Linked DNA regions of Homo sapiens: region 2 is linked to region 1. The links are chromatin loops, found by intact Hi-C in ENCODE. Cell type or tissue: IMR-90. All regions are shown on one strand. Each heading gives the region's core, and the rest is flanking DNA. Links, peaks and the distances in the headings are about the cores only. Region 1 overlaps KIF26B (kinesin family member 26B). Region 2 overlaps SMYD3 (SET and MYND domain containing 3).

Region 1 (10,963 bases), core at 1,173-9,172:
CTTGCTGCTTCCCCTGGGACCTGGAGAGGCATGCAGCCTTCTCGAGCACAGCCCCCATGGGAAGGGCCAGGTCTGCAGGAAGGCTCTGCCTGCCCACAAGTCCAGGTTCTCCAGCAGGGGTGTGTCCCAGCAGAGACGTGTCCCAACAGGGGCAGCCAGCGACTGCCGAAGCCACTGAAGGGTCATATGGCTCTCAAAGGCAACCATGAAACAGGACTGTTCTAATCACTGTTTAGCTTCAGGAAGCTGATTTCCTTAGAAACGAAGAGAAAGCACAATTTCTAACTGCCCGGGTCACCACAGTGGCTGCGGCTTCACAGGCTGAAAATGAGGACTGGAGAGCACAGGCCCACTCCGCACACTCCCTCCTTTCAGGCTTGGGGGCTCCAGGGGTGCCCACCCTGTGGGGCTGAGTTTGCCCTGGCCAGCAGCATGCTGCTAATATTGGCAGTGATAACGGTAAAAATAGCCGCATTTGTTGAGCACTTGCTGTGTTCCTGGCTCTGCTGTGAGCACTTCCTGTGTGTCAACTCGAGGAATCACACGGCCTGATGAGGAACATTGTGGTCATGTCCTCACCTGACAGATGAGGAAGGACACTGAGGTCCAGAGAGGTTGAGTGACTCGCCTGAGGCCACACTGCTAGGAAATATTGGATAAAATGGCAGGAGGTCAAAGATACACCACCATACCGAGCAGGATACAGAGAGGTTAACGGGGGGAATCCAGGAAGGACGTCTGCTCGGGAAAGGGACTTTGAACAAGTGACTTCATCTTTGAGTCTCGGTTTCCTTGTGTGTCACATGAGAACATCAGTGCCTCTCTTCCTACCCCACTGAATTCTAGGAAGAGTCAAATGTGTTAATGTCTACGAAATGTCTTGAAAACTGCAAATTTATACAGACATGTAATTTATTATAACATTGGAAATGTGAATGAAAGTAAGGCATTCTGAAATGAGCGAAACTCCAGTATTGAGCATACTGAGCTCTGCAGCCGAGTGTGAAATGTAAACAAAGACTAGCAATTAAAATGGACCCTTTTTCTGGAATAAATCTAAAACGCATTCATAGTCCATGCTTGATTTAGGGTTTGCTTTGGAATTCTTACAACTTGTGGAGATTTGCTTCTGAAAAGTTTTAACTGTGTTAATGAAATTATTTGTAGGCCATTTGTTAGACCAAACGTCAGGTTTAAATTACTGAGCCCATTGGGTGATATGCCACACAAAAAATGTAATAAGGAGAGAAACCATAGAACTTATTCATAAAGTACTTTGTCTTCTTGGGTAAAACTCTTTGGGGAAACCGCATGCTCAACTTCTTAATGAATGGAGCCTGTAACATGTGCTGTGTGCCCACGGTGTAATATAGGAGCCCGTGAGAACATCGCCACCTCCTCTACTCAGATGCAGCCTGGAGGAAATTCACAGAGGCTGCAAATGGTAACTATTCGCACTGTTGTCGTCAGGTTCTGCTATAGATTATTAGTTATTATCCTATACACTGTTTAATGTAAATCTTGATAAGCACTAGAAACTTACCAGAAAGATGCAAACTCCAGGCAAAGTAGGCTATATTCTATAACCTGGGTTATTCATTTCTGCAATCAGTTCTACACGTCTGTCCCTGCTCCCTCCCCTGAAGGAACAGGTGCTGTTTCGTGCCACTTAGAGGCCCATCTTCACCAAAGCTCCAGGGTGAATCCAAAGGAGAACAGATATCTACTAGCAGCTTTAGTTGCAGCATCTGGTGAGGTCTGCAGTTCATTGGCTGCCCATGGCTCAGTAATCTTGGTACCCTGGGCCCCCAAGTAGCCTCCCAATTATGCTCATAGTAGATTAATAAAAATGGCCCCAATTCTCCACCCCAGCCTGGGTGCAACTCCCTTGCAATGTGACTTGGAGCTCGTCCAATCATTAGAAGCAATCTCTTCTCCATCTCATGAAGCTGGGCCAGTAGAATCCAGCAGAAGTGATATTGGGTCAATTCTGAGCTTAGGCCTCCAGAGACCTGCATGCATGGGTCCTGGAAACTGCCTTGAGAACTAGCCCAAGCTAGCCTGCTGGATGACGACCGACAATGTGGAAGAGAGACCAGCTGACCTGGTCAAGGCTATTCTACACCAGTGTAAGGCCAGCCAACCCCCAAAGACATGTGCCTATGGTGTGATATAGGATGATCTTATTTCGCCTGGCTGATATCCAGCCAAGATCCACAGAGCTGCCTGCCCAACCCACAGCTGATCACAGACATAAAAATGAGCTGAGCTAGGACCAGAAGAGCTGCTCAGCTGACCGATGAGCAATGATAAATGCTTACTGTATTAAGCACTGAATTTTAGGGTGATTTGTAAGGCAGCAATTCAGCGAATACAACACCTGTCCCTGAGCCTCTCTTCTTCCCCTTCACTCCACTGAGCCAGGCCACAGGATGCATGTCAGCCTCGGTTTCCCTGCCTTGCACTCTGGTTCCTTACTAGGGCTACAGGCTTGCCCTCAACCCCAGTGTGCTTATACAGGGCCTAGGAGATGGCCTAATTCTAATCAGCTCCCTGAAACACTTTTTTTTTTCCCTTCGTACAATGCCCAGGCAGGAGTAGGGTCCTACTAGATCTGTCACCAGCACCTTGACGCATTGTCCTTGTCCCTTTCTGTTATCTTCCTGCTTCTGTGTGTGATCCACTGACTGGCTCACACTTCCTTCTCCCCAAGGACAGATTTTATTGAAATCTGTGCACACTGATCCTGCCCAAGGTCTGACACCAGTAATTCAAAAGCACTGGACCATTCGGTGGAGCTCAGATTGACTCCTGAAGGAACTGGTCCATCAGAATGCTCCAGAAGACACCCTCCCAGCTCAAGGGCCCTTGTGAATGAGTAAACGTTGCCCTTTCATCAACGTTGCCTGAGCCTGAGAGGGGGCTGATACCCACCTGAGAAGCGTCTTGTGGAAAAACTGCATCGAAGGCAAACATCTTTGGAGGAACCTGGTTGCCTCTCTTTTGGAAGGCATTTTGACCTCCACAAGTCAGGGGATCGTACAAGGTGATCTGCTTCTTCCGTGGGTCCACCTTTAAGAAAGAGCTGGATTCTGAAGTATCTCGAGCCAAGGTGGAACAGATGCGAAGCATGACTTTCACCTGTTAAGAAAAGATGGGCGACAGCATGGATGAAGACAGCTGGGTGTTTTACGATGGAGCACCCTTGTATACTCTGCGATATACATGCACATGGCAGCACTGAACTTTCTCAGGATAAATTATGATGAAATGCACAGTGAATTAGCAACATCATCCTTGGTGGGTCACGGGAAAACTGATTTATTTATAATTACCAGGTAGAATATTTTGATATGCCCATTACTTCAATATGGAGCTGGCACATCATGTTCTTTGTCTTCCTATTAATATAAATTGAATATTAACTGCGCCCTCGTGGCCCAATTACACAGATGAAAAGGTAGTCTGGACTGCCAAACTATAGGGGCTGGTGCAGTTTCCTTGAAGCTCACAGATCAATAAACCATGCACATAAAAGTTAGCTCCGTAATTTACTCCTTGGCTCAGCTCATCAGGACTCTGGGAGACAAAAATCCACAGTTATTAGTGTCATCATTAAAGAACCGTGAAATGGCCTGCTTTTAATGGCCAGCATTCGAAATGTGTTCCAAGGGGCAACAGTGATAAAAGACTGGTCTGCGACGTGTTATTTGGGATCCCATTAAGCGAGTGCAGAGAAGTTGTCGTTTCAGAGAATGGAAGTGCATCTCTGGAGGGAGCAGGAGGCGCTGCCCTTTAGCCCACTTTCTGCGTGATTGAACACTGAGCACCTCTGGTACCCACCACCAACCCAGCCCCGTCCTGCAGGCGAGCGAGGTGCTTATGGAAATGCACAGTCAGCCTTGGGGTTCTAAGGTGAACAGAAATCAGGCTGAGGCCTCACACGGGTCTGGAAGCTACAGTCCTGGGAAAAGGGACAGCATTTGCTCTAACTGGCTCTTTGTTACTGTGTTGTGAGTTCAGTCCAACAAATGATGGGCACTTTTTTTGAGCACCTACTATGTGCTGGGCACTGTGCTAGGCATGGGGGATGCAAAGATATGTAATGCATAGAGTAGCAGGATAGACACAGATACAGGTAATTTTAGTAATATGTGGCAACTTCGGAAGGTATGCACAAGGATTATTTCTAAATTCCTCTCTGTGTCTTGTTCTCTTTGTCTCATCAGTTGTCAGGTTTGGTGAAATCTCTGTCATGCAATTTTGAGGAGGAGGGGTGGTTGTAATTTTTAAATAAAATATTTTCAACATATAGAAATGCTCAGAGAATCATAATGTTGTTCAAGACGGAGATCCTCCTGCCAATCTCGACTCTCTCTGCTGAGCGATGAGGACTAATCTGCAGTGAGCAAAGCTGAAGGTAAAGAATCCCAAGGGCACTGGGTCCGCAGGTGTCCTGCACCGTGTCCCCGCTGTGCTTGCCTTCTAACTTAAGAACAGTTCTCCGTGGAGATCCGGAAGCCAGTGTCCCAGTAGAAGGAGCCCGAGTGTGGGACGCACTCTACCTCTGAGGGTTTAGATCTTGCTTCTCACACTGAGGTCATAGAAAGATCCCTGCCATTTTCTCTCATATGCCAGGACTATGCTGTTATCTACACGATCTCATTTAATCCTCCCAATGCTCCAGGGTGTAGGTATGCCTGTCCAGATTTTACAGATGAGAAAACTGTGTTATATAACTTGCCCCACATCACTGAACCTGTGGGTGGAAGACTGGACTTGGATCCCACCTCCAATGCCTACACTTTTTCCATCATGCCAGCTGCTGCCTCCCACAAACAGTCACACTTCTCAGAGCCCCCATTTCCTCACCTGTACAGTAGGAATAACAATGCCCGTCATATGGGCGGCTGTGCAAACTCAGTGAATGGGCATGTAAAGTGCTGAACATGGCCCAGGCTTGTCTTGAACTCCCACCTCTGCCTCCCAAAGCACTGGGTTTACAGGCATGGGTGCCACGCCCAGCCTCAAGCCTTACCATTAACGCTGTGATTGGAAAATGATAAGATATCATGATCCAGGAGGAGGCAAGTCAAGAGAGGAGGGAGGAAGAGATCTAGGAATTGAATGCCCAGCATGTGGGCAGAGGTGGGAGTTCAAGACAAGCCTGGGCAACATGGTGAGAGCCCATCTCTACAAAAAGTTAATTAAAAAAAAATAGCCAGGTGTGATGGTGCACACCTACAGGTGCCAGCTACTTGGGAGGTTGAGGTAGCAGGGTCACTTGAGCTCAGGAGTTCAAGGTTACAGTGAGCTATGATCATGCCACTGCACTCCAGCCTGGGTGACAGAGCGAGACCTTGTCTCTCAAAAACAAAACGGCCAGGCGTGGTGGCTCACGCCTGTAATCCCAGCACTTTGGGAGGCCGAGGCGGGCGGATCACAAGGTCAGGAGATAGAGACCATCCTGGCTAACACGGTGAAACCCCGTCTCTACTAAAAATACAAAAAATTAGCCGGGCATGGTGGCGGGCGCCTGTAGTCCCAGCTACTCGGGAGGCTGAGGCAGAAGAATGGCGTGAACCCGGGAAGCGGAGGTTGTGGTGAGCCAAGATCACGCCATTACACTCCAGCCTGGGCAACAAGAGTGAAACTCTGTATCAAAACAAAACAAAACATGATAAGGTTTTAGAACTCCTTGCCCTGGACTCTGGATAGCGTGAATCACAAGCAGGATACTGTGGGGGATTCCCGACAGACAGAGCTAGTTATGAAGCACTGGGCCCAACAAGGCTCCTATTAGTAAAACACAGTCAAATCCCACACAGCCGCTACATACAGGACAGTAACCAGTAGGTATATCTGCATTCCATTCTGGCAATTTTCTTATTCACTGTGACTTTCTAAGGTCTGATTTCAGTTCCACTCATTCCTACAGATCTGCCCCAGTTACACAGCATGTGTGCTAAGAGCATGCATTCAAGTCGCAACTTTGGGAAGGTCCCTGGGACCTTCAGGCTTTCTGTAAGCAAATCTCCTAGCCCAGCCTCTGAGCATTGCAAGTCAAGGATGATGCAACGCCAGGCAGAGCTGATGGAGCCCACAGCCCACTGCTTTTCTATTTCACAATTTTGCATGCAATTTCTGGGTAACCAGAGGTGCTGAATGTAAAATATGAGCTCAGCCAGGCGAGGGCTGACAAGGAGAAGCGGGAAAGAAGGGGCTGAATGAGTGAGTCATTGGTCCAGAAGGAATGCTCCTGCATCTTAACGAAATCCCGAGCCTGCGGCTCATTTTCTGCAGAGAGGCTGAAGATCCCAGTCGCTGGTCTGGCCAAAGAGATACACACAGTTCTTTAAAAACCCACTGAGCTCCGAGCTGGGGGAAAGGCCACACTCCATTCTTTTCTTTGCAATGCGTCTAAATAAATGGACTTTTTTTTCCCTTAAAGGAAGGAAATTAAGTTTTTCTGCTTCACCTCCTTTGTATCATTATTCCTTTAGTCCGGCACTCCACTTCCTGCTTAATCTGCTATAATTAAAGTGCTTAGGAGATACCACTTGTGATCAAGAAAGTCCCTCGGACTTGTTGCCAGGAGTTCTTGCTTTTGTCACTAACACCCTTAGGTTCTTGGCAACATCTCCTCCAGCCCCGCCTCTCCCTGCTGCTCTCCAGAGAGGGTCCAGGCAGCTGTTAACAGGCACGGCCTTCTCCCCAGCTCTCGGGCTCAAAGGGACGGTCACTATTTCACTCCCAAGGGTAGACCTGCAGGGAATGGGATCCAGAAAGCTAAAGGAACAGCCTGAGTGGTGGCCAGGAAGGCCCCCTGACACCCTGATTCAAGCAAGAAGAGACTGGCATTTCCTGCACCCAAGTCCCCACTGGTCGGGACCTCGCTCTGCCCTGTTTGTTTATTCCACGGATGGATTGGGACAGCTGTTGCTCTGGACAGCAGTTGTCTTTATGTCCTGCTCATTAATCAGTTCAGCACCTTGTTCTGGACGGCATCATGGGGCTGAGGGAGAAAGGAACTGTGAGACACTCACCGAGAGAGGCAGAGCCTCGCTCCCAAACTGCACAGACACTCCATCGACATGGAGGTGATCGCTGCCACACAGCCTGACTGGAGGCTGAGGAGGAGCAGCCCCGTCATCTCTCACCGTGACCACTACACGTGATCACAGCAGACAGATATTCCTGTTTTTCCCTCGTCACGGAGCGTAGCCACATGGTGCACATGTAGGAGGCTCTTCATGGCCTGTTTCTCTACCCAGAAGCTGTCCAGCTAGAGGTTTTCTGCAGACTCAAGCGTTCAGGAGGGCTATGGGCAAATGTGACCACTGGAAGGATCCCTCAGCAGTAAGAAAAAGACTACAGATGATAAGAAGGTGGCAGGAGCAAGGGAGAACTCCATCAGCGCTTCTCATGCATGAGCTTTGTTTCAACTCACTTTGTGGATACCCACAATGAAGGCCCTCTACAGACACACAGGAACCCGAGTCTTGGCCACAATAAATGCCCAGTAAGAGTGTGTAGGTGATGATAAATAGTTTTTACCCCTACAAGGTTCTAGGCTACAGAGTTAATTCACCACTGGCCTCTTCTGATCCCTTATCATCTCTCTATCTGAACTAAAGGAGCATGCTCTAACCCAATACAAGGAAGCTAAGAACCTTGAAAAAAGGTTAGAGGAATTGCTAACTAGAATAGCCAGTTTAGAGAAGAACACAAATGACCTGATGGAGTTGAAAAACACAGCATGAGAACTTCATGAAGCACACACAGTATCAATAGCTGAATCGATCAAGCGGAAGAAAGGATAGCAGAGATTGAAGATCAACTTAGTGAAATAAAGCGTGAAGACAAGATTAGAGAAAAAAGAATGAAAAGGAATGAACAAAGCCTCCAAGAAATATGGAACTATGTGAAAAGACCAAACCTATGTTTGATTGGTGTACCTGAAAGTGATAGGGAGAATGGAACCAAGTTGGAAACCACTCTTCAGGATATTATCCAGGAGAATTTCCTCAAACTAGCAGGACAGGCCAACATTTAAATTCAGAATATATAGAGAACACCAAAAAGATACTCCTCGAGAAGAGCAACCCCAAGACACAAAATCGTCAGATTCACCAAGGTTGAAATGATGGAAAAATGTTATGGGCACTAGAGAGAAAGGTCAGGTTACCCACAAAGGGAAGCCCATCTTCCCTAGACTAACAGCAGATCTCTCTGCAGAAACCCTACAAGCCAGAAGAGGGTGGGGGCCAATAGTCAACACTCTTAAAGAATTTTCAACCCAGAATTTCATATCCAGCCAAACTAAGCTTCATAAGCAAAGGAGAAATAAAATCCCTTACAGACAGGCAAATGCTGAGAGATTTTGTCACCACCAGGCCTGCCTTACAAGAGCTCCTGAAGGAAGCACTAAACATGGAAAGGATCAACTGGTACCAGCCCACTGCACAAAGATACCAAATTGTAAAGACCATTCATGCTATGAAAAAACTGCATCGACTAATGGGAAAAATAACCAGCTAGCATCATAATGACAGGATCAAATTCACACATAACAATATTAACCTTAAATGTAAATGGGCTAAATGCCCCAATTAAAAGATATAGACTGGCAAATTGGATAAAGAGTCAAGACCCATCAGGGTGCTGTATTCAGGAGACCCATCTGAGTCACACATAGCCTCAAAATAAAGGGATGGAGGAAGATTTACCAAGCAAATGGAAAACAAACAAAAAAAGCAAGGGTTGCGGTCGTAGTGTCTGATAAAACAGACTTTAAACCAACAAAGATTAAAAAAAGACAATTAAGGCGTTACATAATGGTAAAGGGGTCAATGCAACAAGCAGAGCTAATGATCCTAAATATATATGCACCCAATACAGGAGCACCCAGATTCGCAAAGCAAATTCTCAGAGACCTACAAAGAGATTTAGACTCCCACACAATAATAGTGGGAGACTTTAACATCCCACTGTCAATATTAGAGCAACGAGACAGAAAATTAATAAGGATATTCAGGGCTTGAACTCAGCTCAGGACTGAGTGAACCTAAAAGACATCTACAGAACTCTCCAACCCAAATCAACAGAATATACATTCTTCTCAGCACCACATATTCTGAAATCGACCACATAATTGGAAGTAAATGCAAAAAAATGAAAATCATAACAAACAGTCTCTCAGACCACACTGCAATCAAATTAGAACTCAGGGTTAAGAAACTCACTCAAAACTGCACAACTACATGGAAACTGAACAACCTGCTTCTGAATGACTATTGGGTAAATAATGAAATGAAGGCAGAAATAAATAATTTCTTTGAAACCAATGAGCACAAAGACACAACATACCAGAATCTCTGGGACACATTTAAAGCAATGTTTAGAGGGAAATTTATAGCACTCAATGTCCACAGGAGAAAGCAGGAAAGATCTAAAATCGACACCCTAACATCACAATTAAAAGAACTAGAGAAGCAAGAGCAAACAGATTCAAAAGCTAGCAGAAGGCAAGAAATAACTAAGATCAGAGCAGAACTGAAGGAAATAGAGACACAAAAAATCCTTCAAAAAATCAATGAATCCAGGAGCTGGTTTTTTGAAAAGATTATCAAAATAGACCGCTAGCCAGACTAACAAAGAAGAAAAGAGAGAAGAATCAAATAGACACAATAAAAAATGATAAAGGGGATATCACCACTGATCCCACAGAAATACAAACTACCGTCAGAGAATACTATGAACACCTCTATGCAAATAAACTACAAAATCTAGAAGAAATGGATAAATTCCTGGACACATACACCCTCCCAAGCCTAAACCAAGAAGAAGTCGAATCCCTGAATAGATCAATATCTAGTTCTGAAATTGAGGCAGTAATTTCGCAGCCTACCAACCAAAAAAAGCCCAGGACCAGACAGATTCACAGCTGAATTCTACCAGAGGTACAAAGAAGAGCTGATACCATTCCTTCTGAAACTATTCCAAACTATAGAAAAAGAGGGACTCCTCCCTAACCCATTTTATGAGGCCAGAATCATCCTGATACCAAAACCTGGCAGAGACACAACAAAAAAAGAAAATTTCAGGCCAATATCCCTGATGAACATCGATGTGAAAATCCTCAATAAAATACTGGCAAACTGAATCCAGCAGCACATCAAAAAGCTTATCCACCACGATCAGGTCGGCTTCATCTTTGGGATGCAAGGCTGGTTCAACATACGCAAATCAATAAATGTAAGCCATCACATAAACAGAACGAATGACAAAAACCACGATTATCTCAATAGATGCAGAAAAGGCCTTCAACAAAATTCAACACCCCTTCATGCTAAAAACTCTCAGTAAATTAGGTATCGATGAAACGTTTCTCAAAATAATAAGAGCTATTTATGACAAACCCACAGCCAATATCATACTGAATAGGCAAAAGCTGGAAGCATTCCCTTTGAAAACCAGCACAATACAAGAATGCCCTCTCTCACCACTCCTATTCAATATGGTATTGGAAGTTCTGGCCAGGGCGATCAGGCAAGAGAAAGAAATAAAGGGTATCCAAATAGGAAGAGAGTAAGTCAAATTGCCTGTTTGCAGATAACATGATTCTATATTTAGAAAACCCCGTCGTCTCAGCCCAAAATCTCCTTAAGCTGATAAGCAAATTCAGGAAAGTCACAGGATACAAAATCATTGTGCAAAAATCACAAGCCTTCCTATACACCAGTAATAGACAGAGAGCCAAATCATGAGTGAACTCCCATTCACAATTGCTACAAAGAGAATAAAATACCTAGGAATACAACTTACAAGGGATGTGAAGGACCTCTTCAAGGGGAAATACAAACCACTGCTCAAGAAAATAAGAGAGGACACAAACAAATGGAAAAACATTCTATGCTTATGGAAAGGAAGAAACAATATCGTGAATATGGCCACACTGCCC
Region 2 (10,963 bases), core at 1,643-9,642, 200 kb before region 1:
CAGGACTTGCCATTTTCCAGCAAGCCTCCCAGTTGCACCATGCAGCCTGTGGGTGCTGCGTGGGAGGAGGAGTGAGCAGCAGCAGCCTGACCACACCCCACTCTTGACTGGTCCCAGAAGACACCTTCAGCCCTGTCCTCAATCCTGACTCATTTCTCTGTTCATTTCTAACTGTTAGGAAGATATGTCTTACCATTTTTCTCCCTCTTTTTTTTTTTTTTTTTTTTTTTTTTTTTGAGACGGAGTCTCGCTCTGTCGCCCAGGCCGGATTGCGGACTGCAGTGGCGCGATCTCGGCTCACTGCAAGCTCCGCCTCCCGGGTTCACGCCATTCTCCTGCCTCAGCCTCCCGAGTAGCTGGGACTACAGGCGCCCGCCACCGCGCCCGGCTAATTTTTTGTATTTTTAGTAGAGACGGGGTTTCACCTTGTTAGCCAGGATGGTCTCCATCTCCTGACCTCATGATCCACCCGCCTCGGCCTCCCAAAGTGCTGGGATTACAGGCGTGAGCCACCGCGCCCGGCCTTCTCCCTCTTTTAACCCACTTTGAAAGTTCATCTTTAGAAATAACACGTATCCCAAGTTGGCAAGGTGTCAGTTTAGGGCCAAGTTCCTGCAATATAGCATAGCAAGGAAGGGTTCAGGTATCGGAGGCAGGTAGGTTTCTGCGGCAACTCCATTGCTTTGAGATATTTTATTGTAGACATGGAATTTAACTTCCCTGAGCCTCAGTTTTCCCATTTCTAAAATGGATTTATTTACAGTACCTACCTCACAGCGTTGTGATAAGGATTAAGTAAGACAAATCCTAGCAATATGGATGGCAAAAAATAAGCATTCAACAAATATAAGCTGTTACTGTTTTTATTATTGATCATGAAATAGAACATCAGCATTTCTCTTTTTTACTTCTGGTATATTTTAATTCTGCATCCCCACTTTGGAGTAATTTTATAATATTTCCTAACAGACTGGAATTCTTTCTCTTCTTTCTCTTTCTTTTATCCTCTTTATGAGTAGCAAAAAAAGTTGAACAACTGGAAAGACCCCGTCTTCTTCATAACTGTCTTCCCAGCAGCTAACATATTCTCTGACACATAGTAGGCACTCAACTTGTAATAGATGGCCACAGGGTTGAAAGGAATGTCCAGAATTGATCAGATGATGGGGTAGGAAAGAAGAGAATCATTCTGGTTTCTTTATCCTTCTATCTCAAGTCATATGCTGCATATACTGAAGCAGTAGAAGGAACTTGGGAATATAAATTATATTAAAGCTGCAGATTCTTCAAATAATGTGCCCAAGCCTGGATTCTGAAGGCTTATTTGTCAGGTAAGACAGCAGATACTGAATCTCATATTAGCTCACAGGATAATGGCACAATGCATCATCAGTCTGAATGGGGACAGTACACAATTTTCTTTTGATTGCCTGGAGCCACAGACGGGGTGAGCACTGAATATTGATTTTTCAAAGGATGACTAATAGATGGTAAAAAAGCAAAATAGTTTTTGGTTTCAACCTATCCCTTTCCTGTGCCACAAATTTTGGCAGTAAATTAAAATAAACTTTTATTTCCCCAAAACAGGTAAAAGAGCAGAATTTATGCAGGAAGACTTAAGACACAAATGAACAGATGGCTGTGACTTTACAAATTGCACATCAGCAAATGTTTAACCAGCTCAGAAAATAGACAAAACTGATTAGAAACATTGAGTACTGTTCTGCTACTCTTATGGTTAGGATAATCTGACAATATTCTAGTAACTTTCATCTAATAACAATTTGATAATTTTAATCCAGTCTTAGGTCTTGGCTTGTGCAATTTTTCACAGTATACCTGACATCCAGCTTCTTGCTTCTGATGAGGACATAATAAACTTGCCCCTCTCTTATATTATCAACATTTGATTATGAAATAGCCTGATTCTTCCCTTCTCTGCATTAGTAACGTACTGGTTAAATCTACACATGTGGTAAACTTTTTTTTTTTTTTTCATTCTCACTTACCAGGAAATTCTATTTTCTTTTACCCAGGCTCTTACAATTTATCTGTGCAGGGTTTTAACTGCTTGGGCCTTGAACGCATGTACTTGTGAATCAGACTAGAAGCCAAAGCTTTTTTGAAGTTTTGATATGAAATGGGTCTTGCTTGTTGTGATTCAGTTCAACATTTTGAGATGGGTTGGTCCAGCATCATAAGCTTTTGTGTATGTGGTGGGTATCTTTGTGCTGCCACAACAAAATACCACAGACTGGGTAATTTATAAACAACAGAAAGTTACTCAGCACAGTTGGAGAGGCTGAGACACCAAGATCCAGGCACTGGCAGGTTCAGCGCCTGGTGAGGGCTGCTCGCTCCAACTTCAAGATGGTTCCTTGTTGCTGTGGCCTCCAGAGGGGATGAACTCTGTGTCCTCACGTGGCAGAATGCAAAAGGGCAAAAAAGGGGCCTAAGTTAGTTCCCTCTAGCTCTTTTATAAGGTACTAATTCATTTATAAGAGCAGAGCCCTCATGGCTTAATCAGTTCCCAAAGGCCCCACTCTTACTACCACTACAGTGGGAATTAAGTTTTTTTGTTTTTGTTTTTGTTTTGAGACGGAGTCTCGCTTTGTCACCCAGGCTGGAGTGCAGTGGTGCAATCTCAGCTCAATGCAAGCTCCGCCTCCCAGGTCCATGCCATTCTCCTGCCTCAGCCTCCCGAGTAGCTGGGACTACAGGCGCCCGTATTTTTAGTAGAGATGGGGTTTCACCACATTAGCCAGGATGGTCTGGATCTCCTGACTTCGTGATCCGCCTGCCTTGGCCTCCCAAAGTGCCACTGCGCCCGGCCGGGAATTAAGTTTTAACACATTAATTTGGGAGAACATCCAGACCACGGCAGTGAGTGCTATTGTGTGTGTATGCATGAGTATGTGCTTTAATAAGAAAGATACTGACTCAGCTGGGCGCGGTGCCTCACGCCTGTAATCCCAACACTTTGGGAGGCCGAGATGGGCAGATCACAAGGACAGGAGTTCAAGACCAGCCTGGCCAATATGTTGAAACCCTGTCTCTACTAAAAATACAAAAATTACCCGAGTGTGGTGGTGGGCGCCTGTGGTCCCAGCTGCTTGGAAGTCTGAGGCAGGAGAATCCTTGAACCCGGGAGGCGGAGGTTGCAGTGAGCCGAGATTGTGCCACTCCACTCCAGCCTGGGCGACAGAGAGAGACTCTGTCTCAAAAAAAAAAAAAAAAAATACTGACTTACGTAACTGGAAAGTCCAGGGATATCTGGCCTCAAGCCTGGTTGGATCCAGGGCTCAAAGGATCCAATAGGACATTGTTTCTCTGCATCTCTCTGTTCCCTCTTCTGTTGGCTTCAAAATCAGGCACATCAAATTTTAGAAATTTTCTTAAGCTGATAGGTTTGTGTGTTTGTCATTTTCCTTCCAGCTTTTGTTAACTCTAGAAATAATGATTTTCCTTTCCTTAAGAATTCCCACCTAATTCTAGTAGTTCCAGAAGGCATTTCTATAATGTCGTTTTGTTACATAATAACTTTTTAGCCTCCACGTGGCTGGGGTTTGCATTTGAGTTGTCGTCCATCTTCTTCCCACCATCATTGCACTCAGAGAAAAACCTGTAGAATACCACTTTCCCCAGCCACTGGGGGGCTTTGTGTGTATTTAACCATATGAAACTGTTGACAGTCACCATTGTTGACCTGTGAAATTGGCCAGTTCATACGTGAAATTGGCCAGTTCATATGGTTCAACCTAAAACACCAGGTTTGTAGTGGTAATTGTTTCTCAGCAACAGCAGTTGTGTCTAGAAAGCTTTGCATAAATTAATGTTTTTATTTTGCTGTTGGTTTGCTCCTAGCACCTCTCCTGTGCCCCAGTGTGACGAATAAACAGCTGGAGGCAAATGACAGAGTGCTTGCACATACGGCAAGCCATTCATAACTGAATCCCAGGTGCAAGATGACCATCTTTCATGTCACAGTCAGAGGTTTCGGCACGCCATTCCGGAATTTCACCATTAAATTAGGTCCTGTGAATCAGATAATGAAGAAAGAGAAGAAGTATTTTTAGAAGCTGTAGAGCTTCTCTGCCAGCCCTGTGAGTCTTGAACATTCATGCTTTTTAACTCATTTCTGGCAGTTTTGAGAGGCAAGTGGTGTCCACAGATTCATAAAGGCCAATGTTGCCTGTGTGCCAAGGCAGTTGGCAGCTGATAGAATTTCAGAACTAGAGAAGACTTTAAAGGTGATCTGATGGCAGCCCCTCAACAAGTCTCAATGACTTAAGAGATTTGCCCAAGATAAGAGCTTAAGACGAGGCCCAAGGTTTCCAGTCTGGTTCTGTCTTCCGATTATTCCATTATCTTGAAGAGCAATGCTGGCCTGGCAGATTCATTCCTCACTCTCTTCATAGCTTGACTTTTGTTGTTTTAAAAGAAATCACAGAATTTTAGGCCACCAACAGGCACCATGAGGGAACATTGGAAACTGGAGCCACCTTATTATCCAGAAAGCTCTGGAGCCCAAAGCCAGGCCCTAGGCTATAGCCTGAAGCCACTAACCAGGGGTAGCTGAAGCATGGTTGATTCCATCTCTAGTACTGCAATACTCCTGCTTTGGGGAGGTATGCAATGCAAAATGTATCTTTTTAAAAAACCAATCATTTTTCAAGAGATTAAGTTGAATAAAATGAAATTAGTTGTGACCTTGATATCAAGTAGCTATTTTCATAATTTGTAGTAAAGGAAAAAGAGAGTTGTCTTATGACTTGGGGAGAGGGGGAGGTCAGCGTTTGGCTCTCTGGCCCTAGGACTAGTGTAGTTGAGGTGAAGACTTCAATGGCTTCACAGCAGTTGTCTCCTGCTGAGCTTGTGGCCACTGAGAACTTCTAGAACTCCATGCCAGGAACACTACCAAGTCAAATCTCCCCATTCTGTGGGTATTCAGTAATTTTGTTGCTTAAATGCAGGTTTACTATGAGAGCAACTCAAATTATTTTAAATAAGTAATTATAAAATAGAACTCAGTGGAATACATTGGTGACAATGTTGTTTACGCATTCCTAACGTCAGTCCACCAGGAATCTCTGCCCTAAGGTTGTAAAACATGCAACCTTCCTTTAATCAGTAGGACTGATTGATTATATATAACAAGTCTTAAGAGTCTACAAATGGCGTTATTATATTTTGGAAGAACACGATTTGGTGACATTACTCAAAGGTTTTTTTTTTTGGTGTTTTGGTGTTTTTTTAAACAACTTACTTGTTTTATTCATGTGTCGTTGTTTTTGTAGATCCTTCCACAGAGTTTTGTTTTGTTTTGTTTTTTTAAAGCTACATGCTGGGTTTCCCTTTTTTATTGATACAATTATTAGCTTTAGCCCATTTTTCCAACTTGAGTTTTTGTGATTTTTTTTTTTTTTTTAACAAATCCTGATTCTGCTATTCTTTGTGTAAAAGAAGATAACTAACTTTACTGGTTCACTTTATATACCTTGGCTCATTAATTCTTTACAATAACCCTACAAAATCGAAATCATTGTCACACTTTATAGATGAAGAAATGGAGAGTCTGCTGGATTAACTACCATGGCCAAGATTATAAGAGCTCTTATCCCTTCCTCTGAGCTTCGTAGCAGCTGCAGGTTTGATAAACATGTCTTAAATATCTTCATCTAAATCATGGACTTAGACTTGAATGCCTGAAGTCTGAGATATTTATGACAAGAAGTAAGTTTAGTTACCGTGGCTAGAAATGATGGCCTGATTCCATGCCCTCCAGGCCAGAGGGATGCACTCATCAGCGTCTTGTGGGAACAGTTTGCAACCACTTAACAATCCACCTTGTCAAATCCGATACTCTGTTTATTGACACTATTATTGTTTTTGAAAACACTTTTGCATATAAAAGCATCAAACACATTTTTAAAAGTTTAGCTATTTTAAACATTTGTAATTGGCTCTAGTATAATACGTAGCACACCCAGACAAAAATAAACTTCTTTAGGATTGAATTCTCTTAAGTGGGGCTGTTTATTTGGCTTGTCCACCAGAAACTTGACTTTAAAAGTCAAATAAGACGTAGTCAGTTCTGGCCCCCCTGCATAATAGTATCTAGAGGGCTGTTTCAACCCAGGATTTTATGTAATGAACAAAGAATTTGCAGAGAATTACTACACCCCACATTCTGTAATGAAAACTGTATAAAATTCATTCTACACAATTATGTCCAACTAACCATGAGTATGCCCTGCTATTAGTTTCTGTTTCTTTGTCATCAGGAAGGTGGTATTACTCTTTAGCCACACTGGCCAAGAAAAGAGTCATTGTCAGCCAGCCCGAATCCTTCCCCAAGTTCCTGGGGCCCTGTGACAGATGTCTCTCATTCTCCCATGGATGGTGTTGGGATGTCCACTACTTGCTTTAGGAAAAAAAACTTAGTCTTTTCTTATGCATTTGTACAAAACAGTCTTTAAGAACAAAGTTTTCATCATTTGTTATCCACAGATGTCATTTTTCCCAACCAGCTTGATCTAGAGAAGTTAATGGCTTATTTACGTAGGGACATCTGCATGACAGGGCTGTGTTCTGTTTTCTGCTTGAGCTCTCTTGGTCTGTATCCTTAATACCATTTGTTCATTAATGTCACAAATATTTAAATATGTATTGAGTACCTCCTATGTGCCAAGCACTATTAGATATAGCATTATTTAAAAAAAAAACCCAGCATATATAACCCTATCACTAGACAGTTTACACTCTAGCATGAGAGACAATGACATCATTACCAAAATATAGTGTATAGTTATGAACTGCATGAAGAGCTAGGAAGGAAAGATACACTGTTAGAAGAGCTTCCGATGGAAGGACCTGCTTTTAGGTAGAAACAGGAGGTGATGGGAAGGGAGCCCAGTTGTGAGAGTAAAGTGAACTACCGGAGGGGCTGGCCAGCCTCAGAGAAGAGCTCTCCCTGACCCGGTAGCAGGAGGGAAAATACCACACTCAAGAACCTGCACAACAGCTAGGGTGGTGACAGGCATGGGGAGATGAAGGAAGCGGGACAGGACAAGTGGCCCAGAATGAGGCTGATGAAGTGGGCACATACCTTAGGCCCACGGCTGCACAGCGGTTTTTGCAGGGTGTTTGTTATTAAGTGCAGATGCCACCTTGGAGTGGCTTCAAAGTGATGCCAACTGTTTGCACATTGGTGTGAATTCCAGTGCTGCAGCATGAGGTGGGCAGATGGACAGGTGGACAGGTGTGCCTAGGTCGGGAGATCCTGCAGGAAGCTTCTCTGCCTTACTGGTTCATTGGTGTGAATTCCAGCGCTGCAGCATGAGGTGGGCAGATGGACAGGTGGACAGGTGTGCCGAGGTCGGGAGATCCTGCAGGAAGCTTCTCTGCCTCACTGATTCATTAGCAGATACCACAGAGAAGTTAATCCAGGGCAGACAGATGCCTCCTCTACCAGCGTCAGCAGCCAAAATACAAAGAGAACAATGTGCTGTACCCAGTTTACTCACATGACTAACATTCGTTACACTTTATAATAAAACATAAAAATGTTTGTTTGCATAAACTCACACATTGCCTAGCTTGCTTCAGAGTAACTAAATTTACTTCTTGTCATGATATCTCAGACTTCACGCATTCGAGTCCATTTAGTGTTCATTTAATTGGAAAGGAGAAGAGAGGGACTATAACAGCACTTGCTGGTGATTGTGGTGGATTGGCTGTTTTCAGACCCTTTAGAGAACCCAGTTTTTGGGGTCCTACACAGTTGAGAGCAGGGCTGAGTGTAGGAATCAGAATTGAGAGAACTGAGTGCATCAGACATGGTGGGACATGGCAGACCTTCCTGCTGAGCTGCTGCAACCCCTCCCCTCGGCCCCTCTCTCTCTGTGATGTTGCTCTTGTTGCTGTGCTCCTTGCACAGCTGTGTAGGAGGACCAGGGAAGGCTGGATGCCCAGCCCTCTCCCTTCAACCTCTCTGTACCTAATAGGAATAAGGAGCTGTCACCTATAGCTCTGATTCCTCTCTGGGAGCATTTATCATCTCTCAGAGGAGTAGGCAGGTTCTCTGCTATGGAGAGGGCTAGAGCTTGTTCTGTGAAGAGTATCGAGGGTGCAGACAGGAGTGAAAAGAGAAGAGTGCCTGTTGGATGGATATTTGCTGTGTGAAAAAGTAACAAGGACATCATCAGGCTGCAGTGAGTCCAGTTGGAAGCAGGGCCTGCCGGGAACACTAAGGCATGGTCTGAGGGGCCTGAGCAAGGCTGGGCTGAGGGGTTGATGGTGTTCTAGGGGGAAAAGAATGAGAGAAAGTGGGAGGAAGAAGAAAATAGGTAGTGAAGGCCAGAAGGGTGATCTGAAGAGATTCAAACAACATAAGAGAGGAATTAAGCTTTGAGTGGTCATCTAATAAGGGAGCAACAGGAGGCACAGGAAAAGCCAGCAGTGGTAGCGGAGGGGTAGCTGCCCCGCTCCTGTTCAGCCTCGTCCAGTACAAGCCCAGCCTGAGAAAACACATCTGGGCATCACAAAGAATGGAGCCCAAGGCTCTTGAAATTTCCCTCTTTCTTCCTGGTTCTGGGGTGGGCAGATTAAGAAGCTGGGTGGCTCTTAAGCATGGGGAAGGCTCAAGGTGTGTGTGTGTGTGTGTGTGGTGTGTTGTGTATGTGTGTGTATGTGTGTGCATATTTTTATGTGTGTGTATGTGTGTGGGGGTGTGTATGTGTGTGTATGTGTGTGTGTGTGTGCGCGTGTGTGTGTTGACAGGTCAAGATCCTTCCCTCAGAAGGCTTCTCAGTCTGCCCTTCCCCATGGGCCGGGGCCGCTCTGGCTCCCACTGGAAATTGCTTCCTCTTTTGAGGGTAGGGAAGGGGCTCAGGGACTGCAGACCAGCTCGACACAGGCACTACTGGGTGATGGCGCAGGCCAGGCTAAGGAGCTGGGTAGGAGTGAGCTCGCCTGCAGCAGCTCAGTGCAGAATCCTCTGTGCTTTCCTGGAATATGAAATAGCCAGTAATAGCCAAGAGTTGCATATTTTAAAAAAAAAAATAAGAATGTTTCTACTTTCTAGACAGTGATTCATTTACATTGGGACACACTGGACGTTGATGCCGAATGAGCAAATGAACAAGGCTTTATCTGGTTTCTGTACCTCAACCCAAAATTCTCACGTACTGAGCATCCTCAAACCCATATTGTGAAAAGCTTTGTAGCTTTTGAAAATAAAATTCCCTAGAACACATAAGAAGCAGACCACAAGCAATGAGCCTCGCTGGTGTCTTGATCCACCTTTTTTTTTTTTTTTTTTTTGGAACCCGGAAGCAATTGAGAGGACATGTCTTGGCATAGCTTTGAAAACCGGCCAGTAGGGGGCGTCTGCAGTGGACCTGAAATCTCCTTAGAGTTGGCCGTTTCTTTTTCTTTTCTTTTCTTTTCTTTATATCTATCTATCTATCTATATATAATTATACTTTAAGTTCTAGGGTACATGTGCACAACGTGCAGGTTTGTTACATATGTATACATGTGCCATGTTGGTGTGCTGCACCCATTAACTTGTCATTTACATTAGGTATATCTCCTAATGCTATCCTACCCCCTCCCCCCACCCCACCACAGGCCCCAGTGTGTGATGTTCCCCTTCCTGTGTCCAAGCGTTCTCATTGTTCAGTTCCCACCTATCAGTGAGAACATGTGGTGTTTGGTTTTTTGTCCTTGTGATAGTTTGTTGAGAATGATGGTTTCCAGCTTCATCCATGTCCCTACAAAGGACATGAAATATCCTTTTTTGTGGCTGCATAGTATTCCATGGTGTATATATGCCACATTTTCTTAATCCAGTCTATCATTGTTGGACATTTGGGTTGGTTCCAAGTCTTTGCTATTGTGAGTACTGCTGCAATAAACATACGTGTGCATGTGTCTTTATAGCAGCATGATTGATATTCCTTTGGGTATGGACCTGAAGTAAAGCCCTGTTCAAAGGAAAACATTCACCAAATCCCCTCATATTCTGTATCTCACAATTTGGTACTTGAATAGAAAGTGCCTTGTAGTAACTATTCTTGAAAACTTTGTATTTACACTACCAAAGAAGCAATTTCCTCTATAGCCTGATTCTTGAGTACACTAACCGGTACAGATATGTCTCCTCCTGTCCTTCCAAATTCATTATTTCATAGGTGTTTTGCACCTTAAGTCATGGCCTTTCGTTTTTGACAGACTAATTGGAATTGTGATGCTTTCTGCAGAGCCAGTGGGAGAAAGAGAAAAAAATGCTGAGCCTTCCCAGCTTCAACAGGTGGTTGCAGTATGTTTGGAGCTAATAGAATGGAGCAGTGATCTAGCTGTCCTAAAAGAGCTAACTGCAGATGCGGAGACTATGGCTGTGGAGTGGAGTCTTGATGACACTCTGCTCTCCTCCACACTCACATGAGAATATGCAAGAGTTTTGTGCGTATCAAATTTCATTGATCTGGCCTCACTGATTTTGAATTTATGGTACTGTAGAGAGAGAGCTGATACTCACATTTCCAGTGTCTGTAGATGGAAAAAAATTGTTTCCTGTGAAAATCATAAATATGTAGGAAATTATAGGGGAAATGCTAGCCCATTCATGCTGCCTTTACAGCATGCTATCCCCGCTAAAAAGATAGTTGATCATAGACAGTTCTTTACTGTTCATTAAAGTAGGTCCTGGCAGGGTCTCTATTTGGCAGTGTCCTGTAAACCATTACTCTGTGCTGTTGTACAGGGTTACAAGAAATCAGTCTCCATTTTATTAAAAAAAAAATCTAGAATTCCAAATCTCCATTAATTTGGATGTTTCATCATCCCAATTCGTCCCAATAAGGTTTTATTATATTTTATTTTTGATAAAATATTGAAACAAGAGACTATTTGATTATTGGACATAATACCTTAAGTTCCAGGTAATTTCATCATCTGA

Evidence for each region. Peaks named below come from ENCODE experiments on the same cell type or tissue, not always from the same donor. Only the 100,000 strongest peaks of a DNase experiment are listed, where the experiment ranks them.
Region 2: a loop joins it to region 1, with 3 times the contacts of the local background. A loop is called at or near these places in 2 of 110 quality-filtered maps.

Annotation. Positions count from the first base shown.
Region 1 is chr1:245,594,755-245,605,717 of GRCh38, reverse strand. KIF26B (kinesin family member 26B) reads right to left here. Exons shown (of 15, transcript NM_018012.4): 6 at 2,935-3,141. Among named protein-coding and RNA genes, the nearest start is that of KIF26B-AS1, 370 kb to the right of the region's middle. In IMR-90, for the core only: no CTCF peak of the experiment used is centred there; a DNase peak (open chromatin) is centred at 6,127; H3K27ac peaks cover 2,338 bases.
Region 2 is chr1:245,796,190-245,807,152 of GRCh38, reverse strand. The region is part of intron 10 of SMYD3 (SET and MYND domain containing 3); the gene reads left to right. Among named protein-coding and RNA genes, the nearest start is that of SMYD3-AS1, 310 kb to the left of the region's middle. In IMR-90, for the core only: a CTCF peak has its summit at 9,377 (motif pointing right); DNase peaks (open chromatin) are centred at 5,772 and 6,062; H3K27ac peaks cover 1,619 bases.